3 separate regions of the Homo sapiens genome follow, and all the other regions are linked to region 1. Evidence: chromatin loops called from intact Hi-C (ENCODE). Cell type or tissue: ascending aorta. All regions are shown on one strand. Each heading gives the region's core, and the rest is flanking DNA. Links, peaks and the distances in the headings are about the cores only.

Region 1 (6,082 bases), core at 471-5,470:
CTCTGTTGCCTCTGTTTCCTTTTGTGGAAAATGAGAATAACGACAGCATCGACCTCAAATGGTTGTTCCACTGATTCAACAGGGTCATAGACGTAAAGCACTTTGCCTGGTTAAGCTCCACGTTCCCTGTCCCGAACCCGACTCCACAACACAAGCACACACACAGCTGAACATAGACAGCTCTTGGGCATTGAAAACACACTTCAAAAACCTCAGAGCCACTTGGGGAGAGACCTGGCTGGAAGTCACAGTCTCTTGAAGGACCAGATCTGAGTCTCCGATGGACCTCCTTCCAAATTAGGAGACAGTGACAGCGACTAGGAGAGACTTAAACAATCATCTGGTCTAATACCTTTTATATTTGTGCACCATGAATGAGCCAAATGAGATTAAGATACAATGAGAAAAAAAAAGGTATTACTTTAAAAATACTATATTTGTAAAATTATTCAGTAAAGTTCTACAGGACTAAGCCCTCTAATTCCTGGCAAGCAACCACTTCTCCAAAGGCAGACCTCTGATTTCAGATCACTAGTCCTCTCTTCCAAGGCTTGAACCCTGCTACGTCGTCGCATGACCTTGCAAGTAAGTCTTAGCAGAAACCGTCTCACATTTTTTAAGCCTATGACTCTAGTGCACAGACGAGTGCAGGGAGTAGGTGATGGTAAACTCCACCTGCTGCACCCCCGTTCCCCATCCATTGTCATTCTACAGGGATGGGAAGTCTCCTGCCTAGACAGGTGAACTGGGTAGAAACAGAAGAACTGCTGAAAGCCATTGCACTAGAGCCGCACTACCCAATATGGCAGCCACTAGACATGTGTGGCTACTGAGCACTTGAAATGATCTGTGTCTGAATTGAAGTGTGCTCTAAATGTGAAGTGCACACCAGATTTTGAAGGCTTAGTATAAAAGAAGCATAAAATATCTCATTAATAATTGTTTTCTGGCAGGGTATGGTGGCTCACGCCTGTAATTCCAGCACTTTGGGAGGCTGAGGCAGGCAGATGACTTGAGGTCAGGAGTTTGAGACCAGCCTGACGAACATGGTGAAACCCTGCCTCTACCAAAAATCCAAAAAAAAAAAAAAATTAGCCAGGCATCACGGCACACGCCTGTAATCCCAGCTACTTGGGAGGCTGAGGCAGGAGAATTGCTTGAACCACAGAGGCGGAGGCTGCAGTGAGCTGAGATCGCACCACTGCACTCCAGCCTGGGCGACAGAGCAAGACTCCATCTCAAAAAATAAGTAAATAAGTAAATAAATAAATAAAATTAAGCCTTTAAAAAATAATAATCTATTCCTTTCATGTTGAAATAATAATACTTTGAATATACTGGGTTAAATAAAATATATCATTCAAATTAATGTTACATATTCTTTTTACTTTTTAAAATGTAGCTACTTCCAAATGTAAACCACATATGTGGCTCCAATTGGTGGCTTGCATGATATTTCTATTAGATAGCCCTACTCTAGAATCAGCTTTCTGTGTTCTTTCTGTTTCACCATTACCACTACTATCCTCATGGTTTATCCTTATTCTTCACAGGAGTGAGCAGTGACACCAGGGCAAGCTAACTAGCTATTCCTGGGCCTTTGTAATCCTGGAAAAGAAAGGAGAGAATAAACTAAAATCATATTCTTTTGCTTGGTAGTTTCATTCTCCCCTCCCAATGATCACAGCAATTTCTGAATGCAATACAATGCATGAAAGACTGAATGGGCTTCAGTTTACTCACCAGTAAAAATGAAGGCATTTGGCTAAATAATCTCACAGGCTCACAAAATTTAAAAGCTAAGAGACTTTAGGATTACCTGGCCCAGAAGTTTTCAACCCAATCAAATAAAACACACTTTTTATAACAAACATTTTATAGTACTCTACTAATCTGGTATAAAATCCATAGATCATATAACCTGCCCATGTTTTTAAATTAATATAACATGAAAACTGTAATACAAAGGAGAAATGAAAAGAAAATAGCTTACAGAAAATGTTGTGTATTTCAGTATGTGGATACTCTGCTTGATTGCACTAAAGGACAAGGGAGGCTCAGATTCTTGTACCTGTAGAATAACCACGAATGTGATATCACAATGCAGACAGATATAGGTGTGTTGCTTAGTGACTCAAACATCATTAGTGTTTGCTATAATTTGATTTTTTGGAGATTATTAATAACTCTTGGTAAAGTTCTGAGCAAAATAAAGTACAATCTTACCTCTATTTATACACAGTCCTGGAAAATTCAGTGTATATTTTCAGATGTGAAAAATACTATATGTTTATATAGAAAACATAGTCGGATTCCTTGAATGTCCGGCGGGACATGAAAGTCATGCCAGATATGGGCCAGGTGGTCGCTTTGTGGGATTGCCCAGAGCATTGTTTAGCAGTTCTGCACCTGCCCATCCAATGTCACCAGCACCCCACCCCCAATCATTGTGACATCTAAAAAGCTACCTTCACAGATTGCTACCAGCACCCAAGGGGGTGATTCCAACCTCTGCAGAGAATCTCTTTCAAACACTGCATAATTTGAGCAAAATGTGGGGCAAAATCATACAAAAAATTGATATTAGATCTAGGAATGGTAATTTTTTTTAAGAAAACATTGTACATATACATGATCACATAGGTTTCACAATTTATGTGGCTGGTTTCACGCATCCTTGTTGGCTCTGTCTCATTTCCAGTTATGAAAATGACTTGTCTTCTGAGATGCTTTGCTTGTGTCCTTACTTGACAAAGGAGGCCTGGAGGCTCAGAGAGTTGGTGGCAGGCGAAGCTGGAGAATGCAGGCCTCGTGACTGCCAGTTCTGTGCTCTCAGGCTAGCTTCCTCTGGCACTCTCCAAAGTTTGTAGGACGTCACAGCAGCAGTTGTGCTAGTTGCAACACTTCTGATTCTAACTGCAGTGTTTACTTTCAGACCCTCGGCCTTTGCTGCTTACATAGGATTCTAGGATTCGTGATGAAGGCAGATTAAATATTTAGATCCCTCGAACAAGTTAAATTACAATCGGGCTGGATTCCCACTGGGTAATCCCACTTGAACCTTGTGTACTCTGGGGGGAACATGAACTTTACTCATTTCATTCAAAACTCGCATGAACAGAGAGTGAAGCTGGCTCCTCTCCACCTCCCCCGCCCCCACAAAAAAACTGCTTATCTCAGAATGAAAAATCCATCCAGTTCCTTGGAGGATTCGCTTTGCCTTGCCCCATAGCGGACATAGTGTGTGTATTCAGCGGGAACAATTTGCTCATGCCAAGAAACTAGATCCTGTTTGAATGACAGTAGTTATGGGAAAACAATATGTCTACAGCCCACACCAAAGCATGGCTTGTACTTTATGGCTGGCATTGTCCCAGAAGAGAATTGGCAGGCAGCTGAGAAACCTCTCATGGCCACTGGACTCGGACAACCATCTCTACTGCCCTCACTTGCCCTTAACTGCCTATACCCCTTAATTTGGACTTTTGGTCTAGGAGCAATATCTTCCAAGTCAATTTCTGCTCTGTGGCACTCTCGGTAGCTGGGGGAAAGGGTGATTCTGGCTGGCCCTGGACTCTTAACTATTCTCAGAGTCTCCAGAAACATCTTTTATTCTTCTTTCTTTCTCTCCTCTTTTTTAAAGCCTATAGACTCTTTCCGTTTCCTCGGCAGCTCTAAGCTCATCCTGCTCCCTCCCCTAGCTTAGCTCCATACCCCCCTCTCAGGACAGTGGTTCCTTAATGTCCACAGAACCCAGGTCAAGCCCATGTCATGACAGCAGGTGTCCCTTGTTGCTGGGACTTGGACCACCGAGGCCCTCTGGGCTTTGAGATAATTTGTCATACACACTCTGATACATGAGCCGGAGAACTCAACCTAAATTAGTTACAGGTGGGACAGAAGAAACAAATGAAACTGGGCATCAAGATTTCTCCAACTGACACATATAATGTGAATGTGAGAGAAAGCATAGGATCACAGATCCGTAAAGGAAAAAGAAAAGGCCATGGAAAGACAGAGGAAGTTTCTGTCCCAACTTTCCCTGATTACTTGAAATTCTGTGTGTCTGAAGTGAGCCAAGAAAAGCTGCCAAGAAAGAAGTTGTGGAAGATAAGGGCACAAATGCAACATTTAGTTTTCAGTGCTTTGTAAAAGCCCAAAGACTATTGCGTGTTCTTGACAACTGCATTACCACGTTAGATTCCAGTTTTTTTGAATTTGGATGTTTTGGGAGTTTTTACATGGCTAGATTCTTAGCATCTAGTGATAAAAGGAAAGGGACTCTGACAATGCAATTTCCAGTTACAAAATAGGTGTTAGTTCTTATTTAATTATACAATCCCTTCTGCTCTATCAGCTATTGGCAAAGTTTTCTGTGCATTGTCTTAATGCTTTGTGATACAATTCTTTTATGATATAACACATATCCCTTAAATTTGTATTTCCTGCCTTTTCTTCCCGCACTAATTTGAACCATACAAAAAATTGATACAAAAGAGGAGAAACTTCATGCAGGACAAATAAGGATATTCTACTGGGGCAATTCTCAATTAAAGTTAGCATTTTACATAACAATACAGGATATGGCAAAATCAACTCAAGATGCGGTATATTGCGATAGCATTATAACTAACCAAGTCCAGACCTGAATTTTACACCAGTTGTAAATCATGGTGAGAAAAATAAATCTCATGCCTGAGCCAGAGTTTGCTTTCCTTGGATTTGGCAACAAACTATTACTAACTTTGCACAAGATAGGCCACAGGGGAGAAAATAACTACATTTCTTTGAAACAATCCCTGGTTATAAAGGGTAGCTAATTCTCATTTAGCAACCAGCTGGATTTTTAAATAATAATATCACCTTTAATGAAAATTGATACATCTAGCCCCAAAAGAAACTATGTCTAAATGACATTCCTGGAACTTAGAATACAATTTTTTTTTTTTTTTGTATTTTTTTAGTAGAGATGGGGTTTTGCCAAGTTGGCCAGGCTGGTCTTGAACTTCTGACCTCAGTTGATCCACCCACCTCGGCCTCCCAAAGTGCTAGGATTATGAATTTTTTTTGAAGTCCACTATTTATTTATGCCAGTTAGTCAGTTAGTTTATACACATTGCCTTGTTTAAGCTTTTTAGAAGACTTACTAACTAAAGTCCATAGCTGACATTAGGGTTCCTTCTTCGTGTACAACACAAAGAAGGGTTTGTCAAATACACAACGACATGTGTCCATCACTACAGTATGTTCTCTAGTATCATTCTATGATTGATAGAGTAATATAGTATTCTAGATACTATAGAAGAGTTTCACTGCCCTAAAAGTCCCCTATGCTTCATCAACTCATCCCTTACTCCCTTCCCCGAAGGCCTGGCAATCACTGATCTTTTTTACTTTCTCTATAGTTTTGCCTTTTCCAGATGTCATACAGTATACCGCCTTTTGGACTGGCTTCTTTCACTTATCAACGTGTATTTAATGTTCCTCCATGTCTTTTCATGGCTTGACAGCTCATTTCTTTTATCACTGAATAAAAGATACAGATGGACATACCACAGTTTATCCACTCAGTTACTGAAGGGCATCTTGGTTGCTTCCCAGTCTTGGCAATTATGAATAAAGCTGCTACAAACATTTGTGTGCGCAGGTTTTTGTGTGGACATAAGTTTTCAATTCCTTTGGGTAAAAACCAAGGAGATGGATTGCTGGATCATATGGTAAGAGTATGTTTAGTTGTATAAGAAACTGCCAAACTGTCTCCCAAAGTTGCTGTACCATTTTGCCTTCTCATTGCTTAATCTTTTAGCAGCGTTTCAATGTATGTATTTTACCACCTGTTACTCAGATGAACAAACTGAGATTTCAAGAGATTAAATCACTTGCCCGACGTCTCAAAGCAGAGTGAGGACTAATGCTGAGATTCAAATTTGGGTTGATCTGGCTTTAAAGCTGGTGATCATCCTGCTACACTACACTGCATCACCAAGCAAAACCAGCACTGAGCCAGGGCAGAGTCCTTCAATGGTGCCAGTATAGGTAGCCAGCCTCTGCTGAATGTATTAACGTCCCCATCCTGAGCCTA
Region 2 (6,082 bases), core at 569-5,568, 260 kb before region 1:
TATCTCCCTTTACCTCCTGCTCCCCTCCAATTACTGTCTTATCTCTGTGTCTCCTTAGACAGCATTCTTGCCAGAGGACATCATGCCTCCACCTTGAACTCCTCACTGTCCCCGGGTGGTCTCACCCATTCCCATGGTTTCAAATAGACGAACTATGGGCCAATGACTCAAATCTCAAGTCTTCATCTTGAACTCAAGGCTCATATCTAGCTGCTAACTGCGCATGTCCACTTGAAGGTCCCCACAGGCCTTCAATGTGTCCACATCAAGGTGTCAAAAGCTGAGCTCATTACCTGCCTCTCAAACTTCTGCTTCCTGGATTTCCTGAATTAGTGAGTGGTACCACCTTTCATCCAAGTTAGAAACCTGGAAATGAGATTTTTTTCCTCCCTTTCTCACCTGATCACAGAGTCTGCAGGTCTGCCATTCTAACATCTGTCCATGCCTAATCATTCCCCACTGCCAGTACCTTGACTCTGTCTTCTTTTATCTTTCACCAGAATTATTGCAATAGTTTTCCAGCTTGTCTTTCTGACTTTGATCTTGTCTTTCAACTACTCTCCTGAGAGTGATCTTTCTAAAGCTCAAATCTTATTGTGAAATTGCCCTGCTTAAAGCCTTTCAACAGCTCCTCATTGTCCTCAAGCTAAAATACAAACTCGTTATCATGGTTCTCCATCTTTGTGATCTGTGATCTGAATGGCATTTAGAACTCCTGCTGAATCTCTCACCTCCCGTTTCAGGCCTGGCCCCACCCCTTGGGTTCATCTTGACTGCAGTTTCCTGAAAACACTGCTTGCTCTTGCCCTCAAAACTTCGGAAGAGCTGGTTTCCTCTAAAACTCTCCACATCCTTATCATCCATCTGCAAACCTACTCAGCCAATTTAGATGTTGCTTCCTCCAGGAAGTCCTCCCTGATGTCCCCTATCCCAGATCAGATTTTCTCCTATGTATCTCTTCACCATGCCCTACCTACTCTTATTGCAGCATGTGTCTTGCTGTCTTGTGCTAGGAATCTACCATCTCTCTTTCCACCATTATGCTGAACACTCCTTATGTGTAGGGAACAGATTTTGTTTATCTTTAGGCCCCAGTTCCTAGAAAAGTTCCTGGTATATAATTGACAGTCAATAAATATTGGCTGAGTGAATACGTGCCTGTATCTGGCTCCTATTTTGGACTTCTTTCTCTTGAAGCTCCTTTAAAAACAAAACTACATAAAACAATAAAAGGACATTAAAAATTACTGTCTTTCTGCCAGGCACGGTGGATCACACCTGTAATCTCAGAACTTTGGGAGGCCAAGGCAGGAGGATCAGTTGAGGCCATGAATTCAAGACCAGCCTGGGTAATATGGTGAGACCCTGTCTGTACAAAGAATAAAAAAATTACCTGGGTGTGGTGGATTGTGTCTTAGTCCCAGCTACTCAGGAGGCTGAAGTGGGAGGATTGCTTGAGCCCAGGAGTTTGAGGCTGCAGTGGGCTATGATTGCGTGACTGCACCCCATCCTGCCTGGGTGACAGAGTGAGAACCTGTCTCAACAACAACAACAAAAATACTGTTCTTCATGAAAAGTATTCTAAGTCGGTGGCTTCCTTCACCTAGCCTCATGTCTTTTTCCAAAATAAAAATAACCCTGCTGGGAATGTTAATAGCTAACTTACCGAGCACTTGACTGTGTGCCAGGCACTTTACTATGCCCTTTGCATGTATAAATCATTTAATCTTCATGACAACCCTACAACTAGGTGTTACCCTTGTCCCTGTTTTACAGGTGAAGAAGCTGAAGAACAGAGTAATTTGCCTAAGGTCATAAGTCTCATACATGGTAGAATGTCCATTAATACTATCAATCCAACCAACACTACATAGATAGAAAACAATGTTTTATTCTTGTGAGAGCTTAAGAACCTGAAATTGTCCAACTGCTCAGAAATTGACTGGCTAGCTGTATTTGGACAGGGGAACTTGTATATTTCTGGGTCCTTTAGGTATTATGATGATTCTAATTCCTTTTCTCTTTCTCTTTGTGAATTCTTACAATAAGGGGCTGAGTTCCTGGGAAGTGGACCCAATAGTGCCAGGAATCTGATAGCATGTTCAGAACCAGCGTGTGCAAACATCCCCCAGAGGCCAGCTGGCTGAGAAATTCTGCTGCCACTGCTCTCTTGCTAATTTATTTTCCATTCACCTTGATCCCTTGTCCTGTAGAAATGTATTTGGGCACAACTAAAAGCCTCTTTCTTCTCACATCTTATTATATTTTTTCCACTTTGTGCCCCACCTGTTTTGACTCAGAGCTGCATGAGGAACCTGGGATTCTCAGGAGATGAGAATCCCAGGTTCCTCTATGGATGAGTGTAATAGTAGCTGTAGTAGTAGTAGGTGTAATAGTGTAATAGTAGGTGCCGTTTATTGAACACTTACTGTGTGCCAGCCACAAGAATTCCTTATAATTATTGAATTTAGTCCTATTGAAGTAGGTATGAGTATCCATTTTAGAGGTGAGGAACCCAAGCCTCAGATGGCTGAAGCGAGCTGCACCACATCTGTATTAGTTCCCCTTGCTGCTGTAACAAATAACACAAATTTAGTGGCTCATAACAATGCAAATTTATTCTTATGATTCTGGAGGTCAGAAGTTCAAAATCAGTCTCAATGGGCTAAAGTCAAGCCTGTGCAGGACTGTTCTTTCTGAAGGATCTAAAGGAGGATGTTTCCTCTCCCTTTTTCAGCTTCTAGAGGCCACTGCATTTTTTGTATTCCTTCCTCACACCATTCCAACCTCCACTTCCATCATCACATCTTCTCTAACTCTGACTCCCCTGCCTCTCTTCGAAGGACCCTTGTGATTATATCTGGGCCATCCAGATAATCTAGGATAATCTCCTCAACTCAAGATCTTTAATGTAATTACATCTGCAAAGTCTCTTTTTCTGTGTAAAGTAATCTATTTATAGGTTCCAAAGGATTGAGACGTGAAGCTCTTTGGGGGACTATTATTCAGCCTACCATACCATAAAGCAGAACTAACATTCCACTAGAAAGCCTACAGCCTTCAAAAGTGATTTTTCTTTAGTGAAGCCCTCTAAACGTATTAAATTCTATTAAATACAAGTCCCAGGTTTGGAAGGGGCCATGTGTTTTGCCTCTATATCTTCTGCAGCTAGAACAGGAATTCTTAGCACTGGCTATATGTTAGAATCACCTGGAGAACTTTTAAAACCTACTTAAGCTAGGATCTACATAAGATCAATTAAAATCAGAATCACTGGAGGTGGGGCTTGAACACTTGGCAGGTTAGAGCATGTCTCCAGGTAGTTCTAATAGGCAGCTAGCTTTGAGACCCATCATGCCAGAGAGAACTGCTGGCAAACGCTTACAACATGCCATGTTCTGGGTCCAAGGAGGAAAAGCTTGGCTATAAAGATGAATGGCAAGAAAATAAACTGGGAAAGCCATTTGTCCCTGGTTTAGTATCCTTGCTTGTGCCATTTCCTAGTTGCATGAGCTAGAGCAAGTTACTTGATTTCTCTGGTCTTTTTTCCATTACTAATAGCTCCCAAAAGTTGTGCAATGACTAACTGAGATCATGAATGAAGAGCCCTTAGCTGAGTGCTGTTAGGTCCCAATAGAGGGCAGTGCAGCCTTTTTTGCATCCCGCCCCCACCCAGCCTTCGGAACAGAGGTTCCTAATAATAGAATTCTCTTGGCTTTAATTTTCCAGCTCAGAGAAGATTAAATTTGCCTCCTTCTTGGTTATGTCTGACTTTCACTTCCTTCTTGGTGTTTTTCTCCACATCTCCCATCTGGGGGTCCTTCCGCACCTTTTAATCATGCTGAGTCTAGGGGGCAGCTGGAAAGACTTCTGATCTTCCAGGCTGCTTTCAGAAGGTCCCAGAATTCCCAGGATGTTACTAGGGTTTCTTGATTGATGTCAAGCAATTAAGCTGTAAACTGCAAAGGGTGACTTTCCTCCCTTAGAAGGAAATCGCTCATGGTATGTGGTTGGGGATGGAGAGCTGAGTTTTCCTTTGGGCTGATACAGTGAGAAGTCTAAAACATGGATGTGGTGGAGAAATGTTTTTAATGGAAAGAGTTCCCAGGGTTGGAAGGAAATGGAAGGAAGCGGCCAAGCTACTTCCTAGTACTGATTTGCTAATGTTGATAGTGCTTGGTGCTTCTTCTAATTCTTTGCTGCCCTCCTTTGCTTCTCCTAGTTCTTGAAGGTATTAGGAAGGGCAAAAGAGATGGAGATGATTCAGCAATTGGAACCGAGCACATTTGGCCCAGCAGGCTGTGCCTCTGACTGTGGGGCCAGGTTAATAGCATTAATGAAAAGCGTTCCCAATTGAGCGAGGGAGCAGGGCTCTGGCAAGGCCACTTTCCATTAGGGACTGCCAAAGCTGATGTCACTGGGAACTTTTCATTTTTCTCTCTCCCTCTAACTTTTTTTAGATGCAGAATGATGGAATAATTCTACTGTCTTGTTTTGCCAAACTTGTTTCTCATCATTCAGGTATATCTGTTTTTCACAAAGTCTATTGTATTACCCAATTCAGTTTTTAAAGATTATTTCTATGTCCCAGCCCACTGCCAACGAGTCAGCAGGCATTTAGCAGACACCCGCTTTGGCTGGGTAGTGAGGTGGAATAACGAAGGGTGCCCAGGCTTGGCGCCTGACGCACAATCATATTGGGAATGTCAGATTCATACGCACAGAATAACGTGGGTAGATGACTGTTAGGAGCGCCCTGAGCAGCGGGAGGTCAGTGAGAACTCTGGTCAGGAAAGACAGCGTGGAGGAGGGGAGCTTTGAGGGAGGGCATTTCAGATGGGGAGACAACATTGGTGGGGGTGGGCAGAGTGAGTCCGGGGGAGTTAGGAAAACAAAAGTAATAATGGCAAAAATAAGAATGTTAACTAGCTGTCCATGCAGGTACCTTGGGCCCCAGATATATAGATCACCTCAGCACAAGCACATGCTCCACACTTTTCTCAAGGTTTCTGTGTCTCCCAGGTGAGGGAGTGTTGCTTTTCTAAAATCACCCCGGGCTCCAGGCTCAGGCTTTTGCACGCCGCATCTCTGTTCCAACTCATTCTAGGGGCCAGAGAAATGTCTGATGATCATGGCATCCAAGTATGGCCTCTTTGCCGATAGCACTTGGTTCTCTCTCTCTCTCTCTCTCTCTGTCTCTCTCTCTCTCTCTCTCAAGATCCTTGGGAGAAATCTCTGGTCATTTCACAATAGACCACAGGATCAGAGAAGAAAAGGAGTCGTGTTTTTTAAGAAACAAATCTCCAAGTGCTGCTGGTCGTTCTTGGAAATCCCCTGCCCTCTTCCTCTGCCACATGCTCAATTTATTCCAAATGGTTCTGGAGCATCTATGTATCTATAAAGCTTACTGTACTTTTAAATGGATGGAGAAATGCCCAGCTGAAAACTTCGGGAGTGGATGACCAGCTGGTGGGCCTATTATCTGGGCTAAAGAGATTGCAGGCTGAGGATATGGAAACCCCCACTGCCCATCTGGCTTGTGGAAGCATCTGAGTCCTGCTGAGTCAATGTGCCGTAAGAACTTCAGGTCCTGCTTCAACCAGAACAGGCTGTCCCCTGGGCGCTCACCCAGATTGTTACGGCAGGTACAATTGCTGATTTGGCCCTAGTGATGGGTTGGCTGTGGGAGAGGAGCCTGGGTCAGAAATGCTGGCATTGAAAAGCAGTGAGTCCTCAGCTTCGTGGCATTTAGTAAAGTACCAAGAAAAGCCAAGACTGGGTGTTCTGGGGGCATAGGAGACAGGTGGAAAGAACATTAGAAATTTATCTTTAGACAAAAGACTCTACATTAAAAATGTCCCTTCAGAAGGGACGTGTGTAACAATTTATATTGCCTATTTAAAATTCTGTCAAGTGGCCTTACCCAGCTATTTTTAATGGAACACAATGTGCCACCCATTGGGAATATTCAAACATGATGGATAAGGCCAGTCATTTATATTATAGGTTGGCACCTATGTGAATGCCAAGAATCTATGGGCACTTAAATAATTATCCTTTATCTTCTTTTTTTTATCCCATC
Region 3 (6,082 bases), core at 762-5,761, 100 kb before region 1:
GTTCTGTAAAACCAAGGTATTATGGTCATTATCAAGTGTAGAACCTTGGGCAATAGGAAGTGCTGATACCAATATATTGACTCCATAAAATTTATGCAGCATATCATTTGGGCATATCACTGGGAGATTCCAATCCCAAACTCATGGACCAGCATTGGTTCATTGGCACAACTTTATGTGCCTATACCACTATTTTAATAAATTACAAAGAATTCAAGTTACACTTAATTAAAATACTAAATAATTGCTGTTCAAATTCTGGCTCCAATATTTAGCATCTATATGACTTATAGGGACAGATCCAGATTTTGTAGGGCTTGTAGCTGATAAAATTCGGGGGGCTCTCTAAGAAAAAGAGCACAAACATGGATTCGAGATCAGTACAGGGTCTTGGAAGAGGATTGTGTAAACAAGGGGGCTGAGCTTAAACTTTATTAGTTTCTTGATTTGCCTCTATGTACCTAGGAAGTTACATCCTGAATCAGTTTCCTTACCTGCAGTCAGGATAATAATCATTAGTCTGTGGAATTAAGGAACATACAATACAATATATATGAAATTCCATGTATAGCACCTTGTATTGAGAGTCAGCATTCCAGAATTCAAAAAGGTAACTCATTATGAGTATTCAAAGGTAAAGAGGTTATTTAATATAATCATTAGACTAAAACTTTTTCCTTTTCCTGACTTTTATCTGATGAATTTTGCATGTATGTGGACAGATCCCAGTGGACATGGAGACTAGATGACGATCACTAGTCAATAGAATAACCCCTCAGAGTTAATAGTAAAGCATTGCAATGCAGCAGCAGTCATCAGATGGGAGCTTGGCAAAGACAAGAAAAGTAATTTGAGGGACCAAGGTAGGTAGGGTGGAATGCTGCAGGTTTGGATGTTGTCAAAGATGTCCCCCCACTATCACATCTCCCTTCTTAAAAAGTGTTTTAACAAAGACAGCCTCGTTTGGCCCTCAGAGTACACATGGGTGGCAGAGTATTGGTGATGACTGCTTTTCTGAGGGCCTTGGTTGGCCGATTTTCCAGGGCAGTGGAAAATCAAGCCTATGCCTTCATCATCATCATCATTGTCATTGTTTTCATTGTTGTCATTGTCAACAGCACTTATTGACTGCTTCCTAAATGTCAGATAGAGTGTTAAGTACTTTATATGTGTTCTCTAATTTAATTCCCTTCATACCATTATTTCCATATGACAACTGGAACTGAGGTTCGATATCTTGCAAAGGATTTGCAATTAGTAAGTGTCTCAACATCTATGATTGTTTTAAGCATTTTGCTCAGTATATTAACAGCCTTGTAACCCATTCTGAACCCATAAAATGTTTGGAACCTGCAGAGCAATTATTTAAGAGCCCTGGTCTGCATCTGCAACTGAACTCCATATCCTCTATAAGTGAGCATATCGTCCTGAAAGATTAACATGGATAACATCACCAAGACTGCAGATGGATTAGATAATTTCTGGAGCTATGTTTTATTTATCTCTTGCTAATGTCTTGTACAGGTGCTGGCAAAATGTTGTCAGATAAGGGAGCAAATGAATATTTTAGCCATGAAGCAAATGAGGGATAGAGCCAAGTCTCCTGACTCCTAGCCTGAGTCCTGTTACTACCAACACTGCTACTCCCTCTCTTTGAGGGTTTGACTGCTGTAACAAAGAGACTCAAAATACAATGGCTTACACAAGATAGAAGTTTATATCCTTCTATGTCAAAATCCACTCAGTCAACCCAAGAGGGAAAGGGACAAGGGAAAGCAGGCCCTTTCCTTGTAAATACCTAACCAGGAAGCTTCAAATACCACTTCCACGCGCATTCGACCAGCCAAACTAGTCACATGGCCACATCTTGCCTCAAGGATGCCTGGGAAATGTAATCTTAGCTGGTGGTCATACAATCATCTAGAATTTCTATTACTATAGAAGATAGGGGAATGGTAGTTTTCAGCACAGTGGGACAAGCCGCTGTGTACAGTGGGAAAAGGACTAAACTTAGAGATAAGTATACCAGGGTTTCTGCACCTCCAAAATGTAATGAGAAGAGTATAATTATTAATTATAGTTATAATAATTATATTACCCCAAGGCTCATTTTTTCAACTCCAAATAATGATAATTATGGTAATTAGCATCTACTGAGCATCCATTGTGCTCTAGGGGCTGTATCATTGAAGGAAATAGGTTTAATTAACCATTTACATGGTTAGGCTTTGTGTCCCCACCTAAATCTCATTTTGAATTGTAATCCCTATAATACCCATAATCCCAATGTGCCAAAGGAGAGACCAGGTGGAGGTAATTGAATCATAAGGGCGATTCTCCCCATGCTGTTCTTGTGAGAATGAGTGAGTTCTCACGAGATCTGATGGTTTTATAAGGAACTCTCCCCCCTTCACTTGGCACTTCTCCTTCTTGCCGCCTGTGAAGAAGGTGCCTTGCTTCCCCTTCCCCTTCTGCCATGATTGTAAGTTTCCTGAGGCCTCCCCAGCTATGCTGACCTGTGAGTCAATTAAACCTCTTTCCTTCATAAATTACCGAGTTTAAGGCAGTTCTTTATAGCAGAGTGAAAACAGACTAATACAAGCATATACTTTACATGTGTGATTTAACTCAATCTTCCTAATAGTCCTGTAAGGTCATTAGTATTGTCCCGCTCATTCTAGAGATAAGAAAACTGAGCCTCAGATGTTCAGGTTTCACAGTGAGTGTATGAGAGGCAAAGCCAGTCCTGTACTCGCTGATTCCAAAGCCCATTCATGGAACCCCTCTGCTGCACCCTGGATCATTGCAGTGTCTGCATTAGAGAGTTGTCATGAGCATGGAAAGCAATGTAACTAATGGAGCAAACAGTAGGTCCTCTCCACTTTCCCCGAGAAAGGCAGTGTGGCTCTGGGGCTTTCGGCTTCCTTGCCTGAGTTGAGTAGAGAAGCTGGCGCGGGAAGGGGATTATCCAGAAACAGTTCATGGTTGCTAGAGGCAGGCTGGAGCTGAGAAAAGGCAGAATCCAGGTTTGGGAGAGAAGAGGAAAAAGCAATAAATGGAAAAATTGCAGCCCTGTAGGCAATGGAATCTATTACTCACAGATTAAAATGTCACAAGGAGTACACGTCAGTTCCAGACCTTGGAAAATGTTTTTTCCATCATAATTATGCCTCACCACCAACACAGAGGACTATTTCCCCTTCGGCAGAGGAGGTTGCCCCACTTGGTGTCTTTTTAACCTTCTGCAGACCTCAAAAGTTGCCTCTTACATTTATTCATAGTATTAACAATGGCCAACACCAATGAGCACTTACATGTGCCAGCTACTTAGAGTCTGTTCATCTTTCAATAACGCTGTGAGATGGGTACTTTTCATTTCACCCCCTTTTACAGATGAGGAAACTGAGGCACACAGATGTCAGGTAACATGTCCAACTTCACATGGCTGGTAAGAGGAGAATTGGTCATTAAACCTAGCTCATCTGAGCATGATCTTAATCTCTCCTCAAAACTTCCTCCCATTGCCCAATTCTGTTCATGGGAAAGTGGGAAACAATATAAGGTCTTCCAGAAAGAACCTGGCAGCTCTTCCCTCTTTTCTTTCTCATTGAGGCACAGCATGAACTGAAAATATGAGGTATGGAGGGTGGACCAAGGAATGTCAAATCCAACTCCAGCTGGGGTTAGTAAACTAAATGATGATTCACATCCAATGGGATACTCATTAGCTAACCTTTAAAAATGATGTTGAAGAATACCATGAAGTAGGCAAGCTCATAAACGGTAGGCATAGTATGTTGTCCAGTTAAAAAAAAAAGGTTTCTACACACACACACACACACACACACACACACACACACACACACATTCCTAAAAGATTACACAACAAATCATCATGAATCCTTCTAACTGAGTAGCAAGATTATGAGCAAACTTATTCATCTGATATCTTAGGCCTCCCTCCTCCATTTCCACCCAGGTCCCCACAGGAGTCAGCAAAGAGGCAATTCAATTTCGAGAAACATCTCAGGCTTGTGCCCAAGACCATGGCCTTCCTCCCAGCTAAACAAGGCACTGACTTCTTTTTTTTCTTACTTTTCTTTTTTATTTTTTTTATTTTGAAAAACAAAATCACATTTATGGAAAAATTGGAGGACAGTACAAAGAATTATTTTTTCCTAAACCATTTGATGGTAAGTTGCAATTTGATGTCCCATTGCCCCTAAATACTTTAGGGTGGAATTCCTCCAAACAAGGATGTGGTCCTGCATGACCCCACATTAACCAGCAAAATCAGGAAATCAACATTGACATAGCCCTGCTGTCTATTCCTCAGATCCCATTTGAGTTATGCCAATTGTCCCAATAATGTTCTTTACAACAAAATAATCCAGTCCAGAACCAAGTTACGGTTGGTTCTTTTTTTTTTTTTTTTAATTTTTATTTTTTAGAGACAGGGTCTGACTATGTTGCCCAAGCTGGTCTGAAACTCCTAGGCTGAAGTGATTCTCCTGTCTTGGTTTCCCAAAGTACTGAGACTACAGGCTGGCTGTGTTTTTTACTTCCTTTGTCTGGAATACCTTCTCAGTCTTTCTTTGTCTTTCTTGATACTTTTTTTTTTTTTTTTTTTGAGACAGGGTCTCACTCTGTCTCCCAGGCTGGAGTGCAGTGGCATGATCTTGGCTCTCTGCAATCTCTGCCTCCCAGGCTCAAGCGATTCTCCCGCCACAGCCTCTCGATAGCTGGGACCACAGATGCACATTACTATGCCTGGCTAATTTTTTGTATTGTTTTGGTGGAGACGGCGTTTCACCATGTTGCCCAGGCTTGTCTTGAACTCCTGAGCTCAGGCAATCCACCAGCCTCAGCCTCACAAAGTGCTGGGATTATAGGCATGAGCCACCGTGCCTGGCCTGATCCTGACACTTTTGAATATTTCAAGGTCAGCTGTGTTGCTGAATGCCTCTCAGTTTGGGTGTGTCTGTGTTTCCCTACAAGTAGATTCAGGCTATGTGTCTTTGGCAGGAATGTCACCAACGGGATGTCGGGGTCTTCTTGCTGCATCCTGTCAGGTGACACATGAGCTCAGCTTGTCCCATCATGATAGTGTTCACTTTGATCTCTTGCTTAAGGAAGCGTCTGTCAGGCTTTCCACTGGTTCTTGTACTTTTTGTAATGAATAAGTATTTTGTTTAGACTTTGTAATTAATAAGTCATTCTTAGTAATTAATAAGTATTTTGTGGTGAGGTAGTTTAAAAACATACATATATCCTATTCTTCATTAAACTTTCCATTTATGTATTCAGTTAGGTGGAGTCATGGCTTCCTATTATATTTAATGGGTTCAATGTGCTGCCATTATTATAATTATTATTATTAATTTTTTATTTTTTTGAGACAGAGTCTTGCTCTGTTGCCCAGGCTGGAGTGCAGTGATGTGATCTCTTGGCTCACCACAACCTCCACCTCCTGGGTTCAAGCAATTCTCCTGCCTCAGTCTCCTGAGTAATTGGGATTACAGGTGCCTGCCACCATGCTCGGCTAATTTTTGTATTTTTAGTAGAGATGGGGTTTCACCATGTTGGCCAGGCTGGTCTCAAACTCTGGACCTCAAATGGCCTGCCCCCCTCGGCCTCTCAAAGTGCTGGGATTACAGGCATGAGCCACTGCGCCTGACCCATTGTTATTTATTTTGATGCCCACGTTTTCCTGATTTGCCCTGTGGGAGACACTTCAGTGGTTTTTCTGCCCAGACACCATACCAGCAGCCCATTTTTGGTGGGATCCTTTCCCACCAAATAGAAATGTTTATCTCTCTGAGAACACATCTAAGAAGGGGGACTGGAGTCTCTCTCTGTCCCACTCAGTCCCTGCCCAGCCCTGAGGAATTCTACAGCAGGGTCCTGTGGGCATGACTTGTCATTTCAGAAACCCTTTGCATAAAGGGGCAGATGCTGACGGCCCAACCCTCAGCTCTTGGGTTTGGCAGGGAGCAGACGCAGAGGGTCAGCAAATCTACGGTGGCCACAAGGAGAGGCTGTGCTGATTTATTGTTGCTGTGGAAGAACCTGAAAAGAGCTT

Evidence for each region. A loop is a pair of places that touch in the nucleus more often than their neighbours do. Peaks named below come from ENCODE experiments on the same cell type or tissue, not always from the same donor. Only the 100,000 strongest peaks of a DNase experiment are listed, where the experiment ranks them.
Region 2: a loop joins it to region 1, with 9 times the contacts of the local background. A loop is called at or near these places in 11 of 110 quality-filtered maps.
Region 3: it touches region 1 in a loop (2.1-fold over the local background); 2 of 110 quality-filtered maps call a loop at or near these places.

The regions. Positions count from the first base shown.
Region 1 is chr12:93,811,393-93,817,474 of GRCh38, reverse strand. The region is part of intron 2 of CRADD (CARD and death domain containing adaptor protein); the gene reads right to left. Among named protein-coding and RNA genes, the nearest start is that of CRADD-AS1, 77 kb to the right of the region's middle. In ascending aorta, for the core only: no CTCF peak of the experiment used is centred there; DNase peaks (open chromatin) are centred at 2,844, 3,344, 3,819, 4,103 and 1 weaker place; H3K4me3 peaks cover 1,709 bases; H3K27ac peaks cover 3,963 bases.
Region 2 is chr12:94,073,034-94,079,115 of GRCh38, reverse strand. No RefSeq gene overlaps it. Among named protein-coding and RNA genes, the nearest start is that of PLXNC1, 73 kb to the left of the region's middle. In ascending aorta, for the core only: CTCF peaks have their summits at 3,630 (motif pointing right) and 4,295; DNase peaks (open chromatin) are centred at 3,665, 4,315 and 4,695; H3K4me3 peaks cover 615 bases; H3K27ac peaks cover 3,660 bases.
Region 3 is chr12:93,915,437-93,921,518 of GRCh38, reverse strand. All of the region lies in intron 1 of LOC105369911 (a long non-coding RNA gene), which reads left to right. Among named protein-coding and RNA genes, the nearest start is that of CRADD-AS1, 180 kb to the right of the region's middle. In ascending aorta, for the core only: no CTCF peak of the experiment used is centred there; DNase peaks (open chromatin) are centred at 2,908, 3,180 and 3,988; H3K27ac peaks cover 4,121 bases.